2 separate regions of the Homo sapiens genome follow, and region 1 is linked to region 2. Evidence: read pairs that join two places in POLR2A ChIA-PET (ENCODE). Cell type or tissue: PC-9. All regions are shown on one strand. Each heading gives the region's core, and the rest is flanking DNA. Links, peaks and the distances in the headings are about the cores only.

The links. Peaks named below come from ENCODE experiments on the same cell type or tissue, not always from the same donor. Only the 100,000 strongest peaks of a DNase experiment are listed, where the experiment ranks them.
Region 1: POLR2A ChIA-PET joins it to region 2 with 7 read pairs; 2 of 35 experiments call an interaction of 5 or more read pairs at or near these places.

Annotation. Positions count from the first base shown.
Region 1 is chr6:834,673-840,057 of GRCh38, reverse strand. No RefSeq gene overlaps it. Among named protein-coding and RNA genes, the nearest start is that of EXOC2, 140 kb to the right of the region's middle. RefSeq lists an enhancer at 356-905. In PC-9, for the core only: no CTCF peak of the experiment used is centred there; a DNase peak (open chromatin) is centred at 2,467; H3K27ac peaks cover 2,369 bases.
Region 2 is chr6:774,443-779,827 of GRCh38, reverse strand. No RefSeq gene overlaps it. Among named protein-coding and RNA genes, the nearest start is that of EXOC2, 84 kb to the right of the region's middle. In PC-9, for the core only: no CTCF peak of the experiment used is centred there; no DNase peak of the experiment used is centred there; H3K27me3 peaks cover 326 bases.

The DNA of each region.
Region 1 (5,385 bases), core at 222-5,221, 60 kb before region 2:
TGTTAGAAACCACTAAACTATTTTGCAAAGTGGTTGTACCATTTTGCATTCCCATGGGCCATAAATGAGAGTTCCCGTTGCTCCACATCCTTGCCAACATTTGATATTGTCAGTGTTTTGGACCTTATAATAGCTGTGTAGGTGTATCTCTTGTTGTTTTAAATTAAAATTCCCTAATGGCATATGAAGTAGATCATCTTTTCCTATACTTACTTGTCATTTGTGTATCTTCTTTGGTGAAGCTGCTGTTCAGATATTTCCCTGTTTTTTTTATGGGAACTCTCCATACTTTCACTAAATTTTGCTGTAAAGTTAAAAACAGCTATAAAAAAACTACTTAAAAATTTAAATAATTCTAAGAGGGACAAAAAATACAAAATATAATAAAATTCAACTGACTTTTCAACCAGACCAGTGCCTCACATCTAAATGAATATTGTGCCACCAATCCAGTATTGTGTCTTCAAACTAGAGAATTATGAAAACATCATGAATAATAATTTTTGAAGTTTCTATTTTTAGTAAACATTTGATTTACTTGTCAAAACATAATTTCCCCTGAAAGCCTTCTTGAACTCTTCTGAGCTGAGTGAGCGACTTTTCTCTCTGATCTGAGAGCATCCTGGGCATACGCATCACAGAGGTTTCCCACTGTGGAGTGATGGTGGGGTTCCTGTCTGGCTCTGCTAGAAGACTTTGAGCTCCTGGAATGTAAGGTCAGCAACTTGCTTCTCTCTGTCTCCCAAGGGCCTAGCAAAGAATCTACTAAATAACTGCTTATTGGGTTAATAACTGAGTAAATGCATTTATGTACATGCATAAATGCAGCTACAACTATGACTATTGTAATCACATCTTTCCCTAATTAATCTAAAAAAGCCAAAGCTGCTTCACACATGACTGAAACATGCTGCATGTTTAGGAAGCGATCTCTTCTACTGAAGAGCTTAGTGAAACTATTCTACATTGAATTAATCAGAGAGAAATACATATAATAAGTCACAGTGAATACATCATAAAGTGTCATGTAATATGTTAAATAATTCCTTTATTTACTGTAAAAGTCATTTTAATATATTTAAGTACGTAGCATCAGCTGCTAAGCAGAGGCTCTGCAGGGTCTTCACTAAAGAGCAATTTGTAATCAACTATTTGTGAAATTGTTCTCACAGGGTTAACAAGAATTACGTACTGGGTTCTGGACAGAAATATAATTATAATTAATCATCATCGGGCTGCACTTTGGTCCACTTTGTTGTAGCTAAAGGTCACTCAATGCTGACCATTTACATCCTCATTGTTCCTATATAGGAATCGTGTCTGACATTGGAATCATAAGGCTTTTGCTTCAGATTTACTTAAGATGTTCTTCAGACCCTGAATTCCACTGGGAATTGCTGATGCCAACCAGAGTGAAAATCCCCATGAGGAACCAAATCAGCATGAGAAGGCAGTTTCTTCATCCCCTCATCCCATAACTTCACCCTGCTCTCTTTGACCAGTCAACAATCCCCACATCCCATGACTTCACCCTGCTCTCTTTGACCAGTCAACAATCCCCACACCTTGGTCCATTCCAAACTCCTTAAAATCCCTAGCCCCGAATTCCTTGGAGAAGTGGATTTGAGGTTTCCTCCCATCTCTTTGTTCAGCTGTCCTAAGATTATTAAACTCTTTCTCTGCTGCAGTCCCCATTGTCTCAGTGTTTTGACTTGCCATGCAACTGTTTCTACAGAAGAAATTGAAAATATATATATATATCTATACATCTTTTTTGAAGCTCTTTATGCTACCAATATGCTAAGCAAATTGTTTTCTGATAAATAACTCCAAGGCAAATTTCAATTTGGTTCTGAAGGAATCATGAATTAAGGTAAATTAAATATTTGGTATTAATTAGCAAATATCAGAAAGAATGGGTTTGTAGAATATAACTATGGACAGAAACTAATTTGAATGACATAAATAATTCTCTAGTATATACTTTTGTGAGCTGATTTGTTTTACTTATTTACTTTTGGTTTGCTTTATTTTGAAAAGAAACAAACACATTTACATACCTTAGGTCTCTTAACGTTTTAAACAATATATAGCCTTCTTTGAAAAGAAAACTATTTTAACTGAGTTAGCTATCTCTGAATTAATAAATTCAAATGGCAACAAACTAAATTTAGCTTGGCTTGCTCTAAACAACTTTTCCCCCATAAAATCACTACATTAAAAGCCATGTATAACTGAACTAGTACAACCTAAAATAAAGCCCAATTTAAAAAAGTTAATTTTACAAGTCCTGACATAAACCTCAATCAGATCTTACAATTTTAACGTCCATCATTTGGACTGTAATGTAACAGAACCCAGAGGCTCTGGATTTGATGACAGGTCATTCTGTTACCAGTAGTGTGCTCTTATGTGAGTCACTTACCTTTGAGCTTTAGTTTCCTGACCTGCGAAATGTACATCATCAATGTCATCATGCATACTTTGCCTGGTGTAAGTAGACGTATTTGTTTATTGCCTAATATCCAGTAAAACACGGGCTAAGTGCACTGTGTTTTCCAAACTAGCCTGACAATAAGAACTGCCTAGCATACTTATTAAAAAATAAATAAAAGTTCCCAGAGCCCACCCCCAGACCTATTAAATCAGAATTCCCAGGGGAAAGCCCCAGTCATCTGTCTAAGTAACAAGCATCCCAAGTGATTCTTATGTTGCAAGTTTGGGAAACTGTGTTAAAGCATCTAAAAGAAGGTTATTTTTCTTTATAATGCTCATGAGCTGTTGAAGGAGTGAATACTGACCCTGAAAAAGATGCATAAAATGAATAGAATCTTACAGATCAGATTCTAAGTTCATACAAGGAAAAGATCAGTGTCGTTCTAACTGATCAAACTACATTGCTTTAAAACAGTGATTTTCCTACATTCGGATTTACTTAAGCACTGCTGCAGTAAAACCAGCCAATCTAATCCTGATGCTGTAACCAGGTAGCCTGGGGCTTTTGCACCAGGAGAAAAGGCTCCTGAGACCAGAAGCCAAGGTTGTTTCAGCCCAAGGAATGCTTATGAAGAGAGGACAGTACTGATACAAGGCAGTTCACCCGAGACTAAGAGCAAAGACCCTGGAAACCCCTTTCATCTCTGGCACGCATCACCACGCAAAAACCAAACCCCATATCCCAAGCAACGGTAGGTGAATGCCCACCCAGTGGAGCTGCCATAGGCAAAATAGCTCATGCAGCTCTTTGCAGTTTGTAATCTTTTGTCCTTTCCTTCCTCTTAGTGCTTTGCACTTCCATGCCATTCTCTTGTCCAGAAATGCCCTTTCTTGGCTTTATTCATGGGATTAGTGCATCCTTCTAAATGCTACTCCAATGTCACCTCTTCCAGGAAGCTCTCCTGAACTTTTCCCCACCCAGCGTGGGCCCCATGGTGGGTGTGGCAATGCTTCCTTTCCTCAGTGTGGCAATGCTCCCTTTCTCTTCCCATCGCTTTTTAAAGGCAGGGACTGTGTCTGTCCTTTTTGACTTTGTCTGCCCAGCACACAAATAAGCAGCCAGTGTGTAAAGGCAGGGAGGGGAGGACCAAGGGAGGGCCAAGCAAGGGGAGAGAGAGTACTGGGTGATTCACCATGAGCTGACAATATTATTAGCAACTGGGAGAGTCCAGGTGAAGTTCACAAAACTTCCCTAAATAGAGTCCATGCATGTGTTTCAGTGGGATATGTTGCCATGTTAAAAGCTTGCTCCAGCAATATTGATGGGCCAAATATGGACTGGCTGGGCTTGGAGTGCAGATTTTTACCTGAATACATATCCTAATAATACTGTTAACTGACAAAGAAGTAAACAGTAATCATTTTGTAAAGCATTAGTTCCCCTTTCATAAAATGGTTACTGTCTACCTCTTTGCCAGCGTGGAAAGTTATAGCTAGAAACTATAGCTAGTGCTGTAGAATCCTTTCAGGTCATAGAAAACAAGAATTCATGTCTTTACAGTTTTAATGACTTGTGAAGGCACAGACAAGGAGCTGGTGGAGGCATTAGGCATAGAGAGGATTTACAAGCTAGTTTAATATTTGAAAAGCCTAGATGAGTCATTGTTCAGGTTGTAGAGGTCAGCCCACACTGGGGGTGTGGGCAGAATCCTACAACATGTCTGTCATTAGAAAACTGGGGTGAAACCAAAATCCCAAGAGTATGTGAGAATATTCACAAAATCAGCTCAAAAGGGAAAGACTTTTTTAAAACATTTTTGATTCACCCAACAAGGGATCCTTGAAATGAAGCTGCAGTAGTCAAGCTTGACATTTAAAGAGGAAAGTTAAAAGACTGCTATTTTAAGACATATAAACCACTAAAATAACAACTGAGACCAGGTCTAAACATAGTCAACCAAATCTCAGAGATTAGTGTCCTTGGCCTGTCTCTGCGTGTGTCTAGCAGCCGCTGAGTGATGGCCCTGGGCTCCTTGAATGCCAAGCATAGATTCTACTCATCTTGGTGTCTCCTGTGTGTGTCTCTCTCTCCTCTTTTCTACAGTGCTTTTGTTTGGCCTTCCCACTATTCCTCCTGAATATTCCCATGAAATTTGCAATTGCTTTTCCTATCTAGCAAATTTTCTAAATGCTGTTATGGGTCTTATTTGCTGCAATGAATGGGAAGTTGCCTACATTGCTTTATATTTACCTTTTTATCCCCACTGTCCATATTTTTATATGGATTTTATTTGTATTTACAACATTACTTAATGTAAGTTTTATTTTTCCTTACAATTTGACCCAGTGGTGGTGAAATGACAGTAAACACAGATGCGGGGGGTGGTGGAGGCCCTCCAACACCCAGGCTGCATGACACAGACCAGCCTACAAGCTTCAAGGAGATTTTCTCAGTTTGATCTTGACCAAAAAAAAAAAAAAAAGTCAGCTACGACAAATGATTTTCTTTTGAAGTATTGCCTTACCAGTGGCTCACATTCAAATGTTTACTTGTCAGAAAGTTTCCTCTGTGTGAGAATCATCCTGGGATTTTGCAATAGATGAAAGATTTTGTAAATTTAGTAACATGCATAACCAAAAGCAACTGTAAAACCCTAAAATTAGGCCAGAATTACCAGTGGAACATTCACCATGCATATAATATCCCTGCAAAATCCTTCAAATGAAACTTTACACCTAAAGATCTTGAGGTGATTAATACATGGAGATTATTTCTGCTCTGCAGTGTGGTCAGGAATAAAGCTTAGCCCCTTTGATAAGGGTTTACTCAGACACCCAAGGCACAAATGTCTTTCAATAATAAAGTATTCGAAGGAATGGGGGAGGTGGGGAATCTAGAATGAATTCCAAGTAAATCCCCATTAACATATTACCATGAAGACAAGTCAG
Region 2 (5,385 bases), core at 315-5,314:
TGAGCAGTCTGTGAGGGCTCCGATTTCTCCACGTCCTCACCGACACGTGTTTGTCCATCTTTTTTATAATAACCATCCTAGTGGGTGTGAAATTCTATCTTACTGTAGTTATGATTGCATTTCCCAGATGGCTAATGAGGTTGAGCATCTTTGTATGTACCTGCTGGCCTTTGGTATACCTTCTTAGAAGAAATTTCTATTCAAATTCTTTGCCCATTTTTAAATTGGGTCATGTTTTTATTGTTGAATTGCAAGAGGGATATATCCTGAATTAGACCCTTATTAGACATACGATTTACAAATATTCCTGTCATTCTACGGGCTGTCTTTTCACTTTCTTGACAGTGTACTTTGAAACACAAAATTTTACAATTTGGATCAAGTCCAATTTACCTATTTTTTCTTTGGCGGCTTGTGTTTTTGGCGTCATAGCTAAGAAACCAATTTCAGCCTGTGGTAATTTCCCACTCTATACACCTCCAGTAACTTTTTATTTATTTATTTTTTTATGAGACAGAGTCTCGCTCTGTTGCCCAGGCTGGAGTGCAGTGGCACGATCTCCACTCACTATAAGCTCCACCTCCCGGGTTCACACCATTCTCCTGCCTCAGCCTCCCGAGTAGCTGGGACTACAGGCGCCCGCCACCACTCCCGGCTAATTTTTTTGTATTTTTAGTAGAAACGGGGTTTCACCACGTTAGTCAGGATGGTCTCGATCTCCTGACCCTGTGATCCACCCATCTTGGCCTCCCAAAGTGCTGAGATTACAGGCCTCAGCCACCGCACCCGGCCACACCTCCAGTAACTTTTAATAGTTACAAAAGGCTAGGACCAGCCCTCGTAAGAATTTTTGAGTTCTATTTTTTAATCAGAGATGTGATACAATACAAAAATTAGTCTGAAATGACTGAAGTATTGTATCTGCAAATGAAAACAGCATCCCTTTATCCAGAAAAGAAAATAGAGGCCAGTCACTGAGACACATCCCGGTTAGACTGTTGCACTTCACTCAAACTGTGAAGATCATGAACATTTTCTTCCAATATCCCAGAAGAAAAAGGAAGACACCTACAAAGGGGAAAATTCCTTTTAGGCTCAGGTTTTTACAGCAGGCAATGCTAGAAAATAATGCAAGTCTGCAAAACTTTGCGGGAAAGAAAGTGTGACTGTGGAATATTACATTCTTATCATTGAATAGTTTAAAAGCTGCAGTGAAGTTTTAAAAATCGTCTCTGTAGCGTCTCCTCTGTCACCAGAGAATCACACCATTCACACATCATTCTGCGCTGCTTCTTGCTTTCTAGTGGTCCTGCATGTTATTATTTCCAAACCTGGACTATAAATCCCTTGAGGGCAGAAACATTTCTCTTTTGCTCTTCACAGCACAGGGCTGCCATCGATACTCTACCCAGTGTCATAAATACTGAGGTGTCACAGACACCTCCGTGCCCAGCCTGTCCTCCTGGCTTTTAGAAAGTTGGCTTCCCTAAGGCAGGGATTCTCAAACTTCCATGCACATTAGGTCACCTGGAGGGCTTGGTAAGACAGACTGCCTGACCTCACCCTCAGAGGTCCTAATTCAGCGGGTCTGGGGTGGTCTGGGGTGGAACTGCATTTCCAACAGTTCCTGGATGACGCTGATGCTCTGGTTAGGAGCACACTTCTAGAACCCAGCTCTAATGCCGTCCCCAAATTTGGCTGCACATTGAAATCACCTGGGAGGATTATTGCTGATGTCTGGGTCTCACCTCCGATACAAAATGATTTGATCAGTCAGAGCGTGGGCTGAGTACCCAAGTGATTCTAATGCACATCCCAGGTGGAAAACCACCACTCCAGTGCCCAGGTGAGTCTGTGTTCCCCTTCATCTTCCTGTGTCTTCATTTGCATCACGACATGGATAGACACAGAGAGCTGGACCTGAATATGATTAAGGCAAGGGCTTTGGTGGGTTTATTTATCCCCTTATCCCCAGAATCTGTAACAGTAATCAATAATGGGGGCTTCAAAATGCTCTCTGAATGAAAGATGGAATGAAAGAATTAGGACAAATCACACCAGGGAGTTATCACGCAGCGTCCCAGGGGAAGTCCCCTCTCCCATCCCTCCACACAGCCTGGCTTCGTGCCTGGGACAGGATCGCACCCCCTGGACGTACTCTCCTGCCCCAGGTTACCTTACTCTGTGTGGTCTCCTCTCCTAGGTGCCTCAGGGTTTGCCCTGGCATTTGGTCATGCTCTGTCCAAGTCCCACGGGGGCGGGAGGCAGGTACGGCAGCCAGAGATCCTGTCCCATGATCTGGCGTGCACTCGAAGGCCACATCAGATTTATTTTTTCTAAATTTCTCACCATTGCAAAAAAAGAGCATGCGTGTTTCTTGAATAACTGAGCTTTTTATGTAATGTCTGTCAAATGGAGCTTTCCAATGCATTACAGAAATTACTCTTGTTAAATTCAGCAAGGACCTGCCTCTGGTCAAACACAGCGGTTAATTTTCTATCTTCATCTCACACAACTTCTCGATAGTTTAGACAGCAATGACCATTGGAGACGCTTTCATGGCCTGGCTTGGGTTGTACTCCTTTTCTCCGTGTTTCCCCTCCCTTTGCAGCTGCTGCTCAATGCTTCTTTGCTAGTCCTTTATCTTGGCTCAACCGCCAAGGCTGGAAGGTCCCTGGATTCTTTCCTGAGTGCCCTCCTCATCTACACCATCCTCATCAGTGATCCTATCTGGACCTCTTGGGTGGGAAACGGGGAGAGCAAGAAGGGAAGGCGGGGAGGCCAGTCTTTCCCATTCGATTATGTGTATATATAGTACATGGTATATCATTCACAACTAAAAATCCTCTCTGTTGCAGACACGTTCTGAATTACCAGCGATTTCACTCACTCAGAATACATAGAGACGAGGCTCCTCATTCAGAATCTCCCTGCACCTCATGATGGACTTGGCTGCACATGGGACAACTCAGTCATTTCCTGGAACTTGCATTTCACTGGGAGAGGCCTGCTCTCAGGGAGGGTGCTTTTTGTGGTCTTCCATGTACAGCTAATTAAGATTCTGACTGGGTTTAGGATCAAAGAAAGCTGTCCCATTGCATTCCCACATTCTTCCTTCTTCTTTCAATGTCTTCCAAGATCTATTTTAAACGGGAAGTGTTGTGTACTTTTCAGGGGCCCTTTGACCTGTTCCCAGTAAATCAAAACAGGAAGGTAGGTCTCAGCCCTTCGCCTAACAGCCAATCAGTGTGAGACCAAGGTCTGCACAGCTGTGTCTATGTCCAGTGCCCAACCAGGGAAGTGGTATTTCCAAAGGCTTCCCTGAGGTCGGTCTATGGTAGCTGTTTGCTAATCTGAATCCATGTTGGTGATTAATTTTGGAATTCGACTCTTTGAGTGTATAAGGGACAGGGTGCAAAGGGAAAACATCTCAGAGAACTTCTACAAATATTAGGAGTTGGTGCAAGAAGTTCACAGTGAGCTGGGAAGGAGTGGGAAGAAATAACAGGGCCTTGGATCCTTTCCAATTCCCACCCCGGTGCGCTTGGCAGCTCACATGATACCTCGACTTTTCCAAATATTGGGGAGAAAAAGCAGCCAAGGTTTTATGTAAGAATGAAAAGGGCCTGAAGCATTTCAATTTCCGGGTGGCTAAACAAAAGAGGACACACACCAGGGAAAGCCCCTTAAAGTGTGTGCAGAAGAGTTGGACAAAAGAGAAGAGGCATTTAATCAGACAGAGAAAAAAATAGAAATGATGTCATTATTTGGGTATAGTGAGGTTGCCATGTAGGTGTGTTTGTATAAATTCCTTGGGCTTTTCCTAGTAATGAGATAATGCTGTAAGGTCCCCAGTTCCTCAAAAATTTAGCTAAAACTTGGAGCGATACTAATTACAAAACACAATCGCCACGCAGGTAAAGCTATACATATCATAAATATAGTCTACTGCTTACAGGATGAGACCCTTGTTAGCATGGGAGGGGCCCGATTTCATAATTTGTACACCTGCAATGCAGGGACTGATCTCTCTGTAGGTGCACATTTGCCTCAGGGTACACTGGCCTAGTGCGGCACTGCCCTACAAAGGCAAATCCTCCATCAATACATAATGAAAAACGACCCATCAAAAAAATAAGTCAGAGTTGGGGAGGCACAGAAAAAGTGACAAATTGATTCCAGACTCTTCTTTTTTAGGCCATCATGGAAACAGTTACTGGATTTATATTGGAAAATTCCTACCAGGGTGTGACGCCTTCAATCGCCCTTCGTTTCCCGTGATCTCCCCAGGAGCAGGCAGAGGGGCATCCTGGGAACCGACCGCGAGGTGGCCTGGATCTTACTGCTGCCACTGAGTGCCGCTCCCAGGAATGTGGGCACGGGGATCCAAAACCTCAGACGCACTGCAGGAATGTGGGCACGGAGAGCCAAAACCTCAGACGCACCGCAAGGTGCCCACAACCTCATTCGTGTGCTTGGACACCTGAAAATCCTTTACCTGGTACCTTTAATTGACAAATTTCATATAATCACCACTTTTCGTAATATCTGAGGAATTCCACTAAAGAAAGAGGGATGCCTGAACACTGGAGACACACAAATGTCCGTATTTTATATAAGAAAGGTCAAGGCAATGAATTTAGCGTTCTAGACTGCTACATTTAATATGGATACCTTGAAAAGCGATGATGGAATAATTTATTGACAGCTTTGTTGTATTTTAAAAGTAATAAAGGAGGCATCCAACCAAACAAGTTCATTGAATTTTTGATGGGGCCATGAGACCTGTAGATCAGAAGGACACAGGCAGTGTGATTTCCTCAAAGTGTTTGACTTGACAAAGGAGGGAGGAATTAAAGTGTAAGGAGACGTTGATAGTTGATTAAACAACAGCGACCTAAAGGGTGCTGAGAAGTCCACTGCTGTTAACCTGGAGGAAAGTCCCCTGAGTCCCAGCTGTTGGGGACAGCTCATCTGCCAGGCAACAGAATCCATGTTCAAGATGATTTCAAGGCCCAAAGGAAGAGACAAAAACAAATACAAACAATTCATTAGAAATAAAAGTTTTTTAAAATGTGAAATTCTGATTTTAGATTCCCACAAATAATTTCATAATTTTGGCAGAGATAACATCTAGCTTGGGAGTGGGTTTTGAGAAAACAGGCTTGAAGATGAGTTGTAAGAGCACGAAAAAGGAAAAATGCAGGTGGGCTCAGTCTTCATTCATAGAAGCATGGAGTCCCTATCAAGGCAGGTAATTAGGATGTGCCTCAGTTTCCCCAGGACCCTTTCTGCTAGCTTCGTGCACTTGTGTCAGAAGAGGCCATTAACCATGCTGTCCCCAGACTCCCTCCCACATTTCTTGACTTGTCAGGCTTTCCTGTG